2 separate regions of the Homo sapiens genome follow, and region 1 is linked to region 2. A link is an interaction called in ENCODE POLR2A ChIA-PET data of the cell type or tissue named here. Cell type or tissue: PC-3. All regions are shown on one strand. Links, peaks and the distances in the headings refer to the core of each region. The heading gives the core; the rest is flanking DNA. Region 1 holds the start of LINC02985 (long intergenic non-protein coding RNA 2985). Region 2 has its middle 17 kb from the start of IL31.

Region 1 (2,908 bases), core at 112-2,611, 94 kb before region 2:
AGAACCTGGTTAGAGGCATAAAGACCTTTTTTCACCGTTACCTAATTTTTTCCCCTTTCAAGAATTTTTTTTTTTTTTGGTGTGTTGTACAGCAGTATAATTTTTCACTTATTTATTCCATCAGTAGATATGGTTTGTACAATGTACAATTGTTTCATTTCAGAAAATAAAAATTTCAAATCATGAATACCTTGTGGTTTTGTCTCATTTTAAGTAAGGTCAGATCGATGGTGACGGTGTCCCTCTCCAGCTGCTCCGGCCTCTCTTGCTTGGCCGTGTGGCCCTGATTCTACAAGACACACAAGTTCCTTGCACACAGGAGCTGTTGCCTTCCATAGTCATAAGAGCTGCCATTATTAAGCACCAGCTGGATGCCAGGCAAGCCACTAGTTGCTCCTTTCTGTGGGCAGGTATTGTTGGCCACCTTGTGCAGGTGAGAAAACAGCAGGACAGTCCCCTGCAGGGCTCTCATGCCGGGTCAGGCCCCCAGGTTGAAAGCCACACCTGAGGCCAGGCGTGGTGGCTCATGCTTGTAATCCCAGCACTTTGGGAGGCCGAGAAGGGCGATCACCTGAGGTCAGGAGTTCGAGACCAGCCTGGGCAACATGGCGAAACCCCGTGTCTACTAAAAATAGAAAAATTAGCCAGGTGTGGTGGCACACACCTTTAATCCCAACTAGTTGGGAGGCCAAGGCAGGAGAATGGCTTGAACCTGGGAGGCAGAGGTTGCAGTGAGCTGAGATCACGCCACTGCACTCCAGCCTGGGTGCAACAGAGTGAGATTCTGTCTCAAAAAAAAAAAAGCCACACCTGATCCGCCTACCCCGAGACCTGGGTTCCAGCAGGGACATGTTTTCAGCTTCCCTGTCTCTGAGGGGACTCTGGATTGTGGTAGGGACTCAGGGGCGTTAGTGCATGGGTGGACTGCAACCTCGGCTTGACTTGTCCTAACAGCCTCTAGTGACTTACATGGTTGGGCTGGAACCAGACCTTTCCCAGGGCTGTGACCCTTTCAGCCCAGACTCCTTCCCCCACGCTGACTTCCCCACCTCTGTCCAGCGTCACCTGGCCCTTGGGTCAGCCCCTAAAGAGAGCTGGCAGGGGTGGGGGTGTTGTGTCAGCGGGTCTAGGCCAAGCTGCACTGCGTGGACCGGCTGCAGGCAGATGCTCTCTCCTGTTTGTTCTGTCTGACTCTCCTTCCTACCCGTTCCTTTTTAACATGTTCCAGTGTTTTTACCAGAATTGGCTGCTCAGCTAAATAAACTCCTGATATGGAAAGTTCAGCCTGACAAAACACAAATCATAGAGGCCTTGTTTGCTTAAGGAAAAAAAATGCCTGAGCTGGCACACGTTCCCGCGCTTCCTTTCTGCCCTCCCTGCGTGTCTGTTCCCAGCTCTCACTCTCTGGATCGGTCCCTCCCTCCTCTCTCTAAGGCTTCTGCCCTTTCCCCCTGCCTCCCTTGTCTCCACCCGCCTAGATCACTGTCTCACAGTCATTCTGTGGAACTTCCTCTGTGTCTCTCACTGGAGCCGCCTAACTTCCTCTCCCACCTCCCTTCATCAAGGAGCAGTCTCATGCCCAGGAGCTAGAAATGTAGGCTTTGCCGGCATTGGTTGAGCTGTGCTGGGCCCTAGGCAGCGATGACTCAAACTTGACCCTTAACCCCCAGGCAGGTAAGTGAGCCGCAGTGCTTTACGATGCCGACCACAGTTTGGAATTAGGGGATACAGACATTCTGATGGCAAGGGTCAGGGAATCTCCTAGGACACTGGAGGAATACCAGGCCTGGGGCTAAGCAGCTCGTTTTTCCTTTTTGACACAAAGGAGGGGCTGGAGGCTTCTGAGCCAAGGCTCTGCTGGACTAGGGATGGTGTTGCCAATGAATAGCATGGATTGGAAAAGACCAGACTGGAAGTGGGAGCCGGGCAACTAGGGAACTGGAACAATAGGCCAAGCGGGGGGCCAGCGGTTGGCAACAGGGCCCATGTGGCCCCAGGCAATGTGAAGGCGGTCAGTAGGCAGGGAGGTGGGGTGGGAAAGGGATCAGCTGGGGGAGGTAGGCAGAAAAGGCTCAGGTCCAAGTTCCAGGCCATGCTAAGGCAACAAGTGTCACAGAGGTCCGTGGTGGGGCCGAGGATGGACTGCAGACCCTAAAGGCCAAGTCCAACTTCCCTCTATCGCTCCTCTGGGTGAAGAATGCATGTTTCCTCCAGAGTCTCAGATTAGATAGACATCCTTTGACCTTGTCTATCCAGTTCTGTTTCCCTCTTCTTCCCATAGGGGTCTCCCTCCCTCCCCGTCCTTAAGTGGGGCGGGCACTTAGCCCAGGGTGGTGATATGACCCAGTCCTATCCAATCACCATGGTCCCGCCTCCTGGCTACCACAATTGGCTCAGGGATGAGCACGTGGCCCATAGCAGCCCAGTGAGAGTCAGCCCTGGGTGGGAACTGGTGGGAAAGAATTCTGCTGGAGCATCTGGAGTTGCTCAAATGGAGTGGCTGTGGCCATCTTTCCTTACACGTGGGGAGGAATCAGCCTGAGAATGAAACCATCACAGGAAAGGGCTGAAAGACGGTGAGTGTGTGCTTTCTAAGGGCAGCATTTGGGCCTTGGCCCCAGCCGGCCCTGAAGCCAGCACAACCCCCGGAACGTCTCAATTTGTGAGCCAATAAATGCCCTTGATGGTTTAGGCAAGTTTTCACTGGGTCTTACCCGACGTGAGCCCCCACTCCTCCATATGGACCTGTTTTGGACCAATGAGGCATCCTCTTCTGTAGTCCTCAACACGCGGAGCTCCACCACTCCTGAGCAGTGTGACCTCAGGCAAGTATCTTAACCTCTCTGGGTCCCTGTTTCCTCATCTGTATAATGAGGACAATAATAATGCCTACCAGGGTTGTTGTGAG
Region 2 (2,908 bases), core at 214-2,713:
TTCCCCTCCCTGGAAGGCCCAGCGCTCTCTCTCCGCTGTGGCCTGGCCCAGCCCTCCCTGCTGTGCCCCCGGAACCACCGCCAGTGCTCCATTTCTGCTGCTGATATCAAGTGCGGTGTAGCTGTCAGTACCACATTTTATCTCTCCTTTTTCAGGACAAGGACCACATCTCATTTTATCTGTCATCTATCATAGCACACAGCTTCTATGTCCCAGGCACTTGGTAATCTCGCAATGTAAATCACATCTGCCGCTGCCTGCCAGTGTGAGCCCTAGGAGGTAGATGCTTTATAATACCCATGTTAGAGATAAGGAAATTGAGGCTTACAGGGTTATATCAGATATGCCCCAGGCGTGAGCCACTGCACCCGGCCTTATGTTATCCCATTTTCAACTTCAAAAAACTCTCCCTATAGAGATTGTTGTCCTCATTTTACACATGAGAAAACAGGTTTACCTTTCAACATAAGAACATTTAACAAACCAGGAGTAGATGGAGTAGAACTTCCCCAGCCTGATGAAGAGCATCTACAAAAAGTCCACAGCTAACATCATGTTTAATGTGAGAGACTGATGCTTGCCCCTAAGATCAGGAACAAGAAGTGGATATCTGCTCCTTCCCCGTCAATATTGTCAATATCAGTATTGTCCTGGAGGTTCTGGTTAGGGCAATTGGGCAAAACAGAGAAATATAAGACTTGGCCAGGCGCAGTGGCTCACGCCTATAATCCTAGCACTTTGGGAGGCCGAGGTGGGCAGATCATTTGAGCCCAGGAGTTCTAGACCAGACTGGGCAATAGTGAGACCTCGTCTCTACAAAAAATAAACAAAATTAGCTGGGTGTGGTGGTGCATGCCTGTTGTCCCAGCTACTTGGGAGGCTGAGGCAGGAGAATCTATTGAACCCAGAGGCAGAGATTACAGTGAGTCAAGATCGCGCCACTGCACTCCAGCCTGGGCAACGAGCGAAACTCCATCTCAAAAACAAACAAACAAACAAACAAAACACAAAAAAGAGGCCGGGCATAGTGGCTCACACCTGTAATCCCAACACTTTGGGACACTAAGGCCGGTGGATCACCTGAGGTCGGGAGTTCGAGACCAGTCTGGCCAACATGGTGAAACCCTATCTCTACAAAAAAAAAAAAAAAGGTAACTGAGTGTGGCGATGGGCATCTGTAATCCCAGCTACTCAGAAGGCTGAGGCAGGAGAATCGCTTGAACCAGGGAGGCAGAGGTTGCAGTGAGCTGAGATCGCTCCATTACACTCCAGCCTGAGTGACAAGAGCTAAACTCTGTCTCAAAAAAAAAAAAAAGAAGAAGAAAGAAAAAGAAATACAAGGCTTTCAGATTGGAAAGGAAGAAAAACCATTTGCAGATGATACGATGGTATGCGTAGAAAGTCCTAAAGGATGCACACAAGCCCTTTAGAGCGAGTGAATGGGATCAGCAAGGTTGCAGGACATGGGATCAGTATACAACAATCAGCTGTCTTTCTTTTTTTTTTTTTTGAGACGGAGTTTCGCTCTTGTCGCCCAGGCTGGAGTGCAATGGCGCACTCTCGGCTCACCGCAATCTCCGCCTCCCAGGTTCAAGCAATTCTTCTGCCTCAGCCTCCCAAGTAGCTGGGACTACAGGCATGTACCACCACGCCAGGCTAATTTTGTATTTTTAGTAGAGACAGGGTTTCTCCATGTTGAGGCTGGTCTTGAACTCCCGACCTCAGGTAATCCACCCGCCTTGGCCTCCCAAAGTGCTGGGACTACAGGTGTGAGCCACCGCGCCCGGCCAATCAGCTGTCTTTCTGTACACTGGCAAGAAATAGCCCAAAAATGAAATTAAGAAAACAATTTCATTTTCAATAGCATCAACGAAGACAAAATACTTAGGAATAAATTTAACCAAGGAGGTGCACTCAGTATCATACTGAAAGTTATACAACAGTGTTGAAGAACATTATTCAACCATACAAAGGAATGAAATACTGTTATGTACTACAAAGTGGAAGACCCTCAAAACCATTATGCTGAGTGAGAGGAGGCAGACACAGAAGGCCACATGTTGTGTGGTCCTATACAAATGAAATATCCAGGGCCAGGCGTGGTAGCTCACGCCTGTAATCCCAGCACTTTGGGAGGCCGAGGTAGGTGGATTGCTTGAGCCCAGGAGTTTGAGACCAGCCTGGGCAACTTGGCGAAACCCTGTCTCTACAAAAAAGTACAAAAATTAGCTACAAAAAAGTACAAAAATTGTAGTGGCACACGCCTGTAGTTCCAGCTACTTGGAAGGCTGTGATGGGAGGATCACTTGAGCCTGGGAGGTCAAGGCTAAGATTCAGTGAACCATGATTGCACCACTGCACTCCATCCTGGGTGACAGAGTGAGACCTGTCCCCCGCCCAAAAAAAATTAAAATTAAAATTAAAAAAAGAGAAATTGACCAGGCACGATAGCTCATGCCTGTAATCTCAGCACTTTGGGAGAGTGGATCACCTGAGGTCAGGAGCTTGAGATCAGCCTGGCCAACATAGTGAAACCCCATCTCTACTAAAAATTCAAAAGTTAGCCAAGCGTGGTGGCAGGCACCTGTAATCCCAGCTACTCGAGAGGCTGAGACAGGAGAATCACTTGAACCCAGGAAATGGACGTTGCAGTGAGCTGAGATTGCGCCACTGCACTCCAGCCTGGGCAATGGAGTGAGACTATCTCAAAAAAAAAAAAGTAGGCTGGTTGTGGTGGCTCACGTCTGTAATCCCAGCACTTCGGGAGGCCGAGGCGGGTGGATCACAAGGTCAGGAGATCAAGATCATCCTGGTTAACACGGTGGAACCCCGTCTCTACTAAAAATACAAAAAATTAGCCGGGCGTTGTGGCGGGTGCCTGTAGTCCCAGCTACTTGGGAGGCTGAGG

The links. ChIA-PET counts read pairs that join two places held together with the same protein. Peaks named below come from ENCODE experiments on the same cell type or tissue, not always from the same donor. Only the 100,000 strongest peaks of a DNase experiment are listed, where the experiment ranks them.
Region 1: POLR2A ChIA-PET joins it to region 2 with 20 read pairs; 6 of 35 experiments call an interaction of 5 or more read pairs at or near these places.

What each region holds. Positions count from the first base shown.
Region 1 is chr12:122,061,858-122,064,765 of GRCh38, forward strand. It overlaps BCL7A (BAF chromatin remodeling complex subunit BCL7A), which reads left to right. Exons shown (of 6, transcript NM_001024808.3): 6 at 1-187. LINC02985 (long intergenic non-protein coding RNA 2985) reads left to right here and starts at 1,433. Exons shown (of 4, transcript NR_135044.1): 1 at 1,433-1,674; 2 at 2,693-2,825. RefSeq lists silencers at 1,046-1,340, 2,261-2,410 and enhancers at 2,206-2,500, 2,451-2,680, 2,821-2,870. In PC-3, for the core only: a CTCF peak has its summit at 2,277; DNase peaks (open chromatin) are centred at 1,494 and 2,354; H3K4me3 peaks cover 508 bases; H3K27ac peaks cover 1,623 bases.
Region 2 is chr12:122,155,745-122,158,652 of GRCh38, forward strand. No RefSeq gene overlaps it. Among named protein-coding and RNA genes, the nearest start is that of IL31, 17 kb to the right of the region's middle. In PC-3, for the core only: no CTCF peak of the experiment used is centred there; no DNase peak of the experiment used is centred there.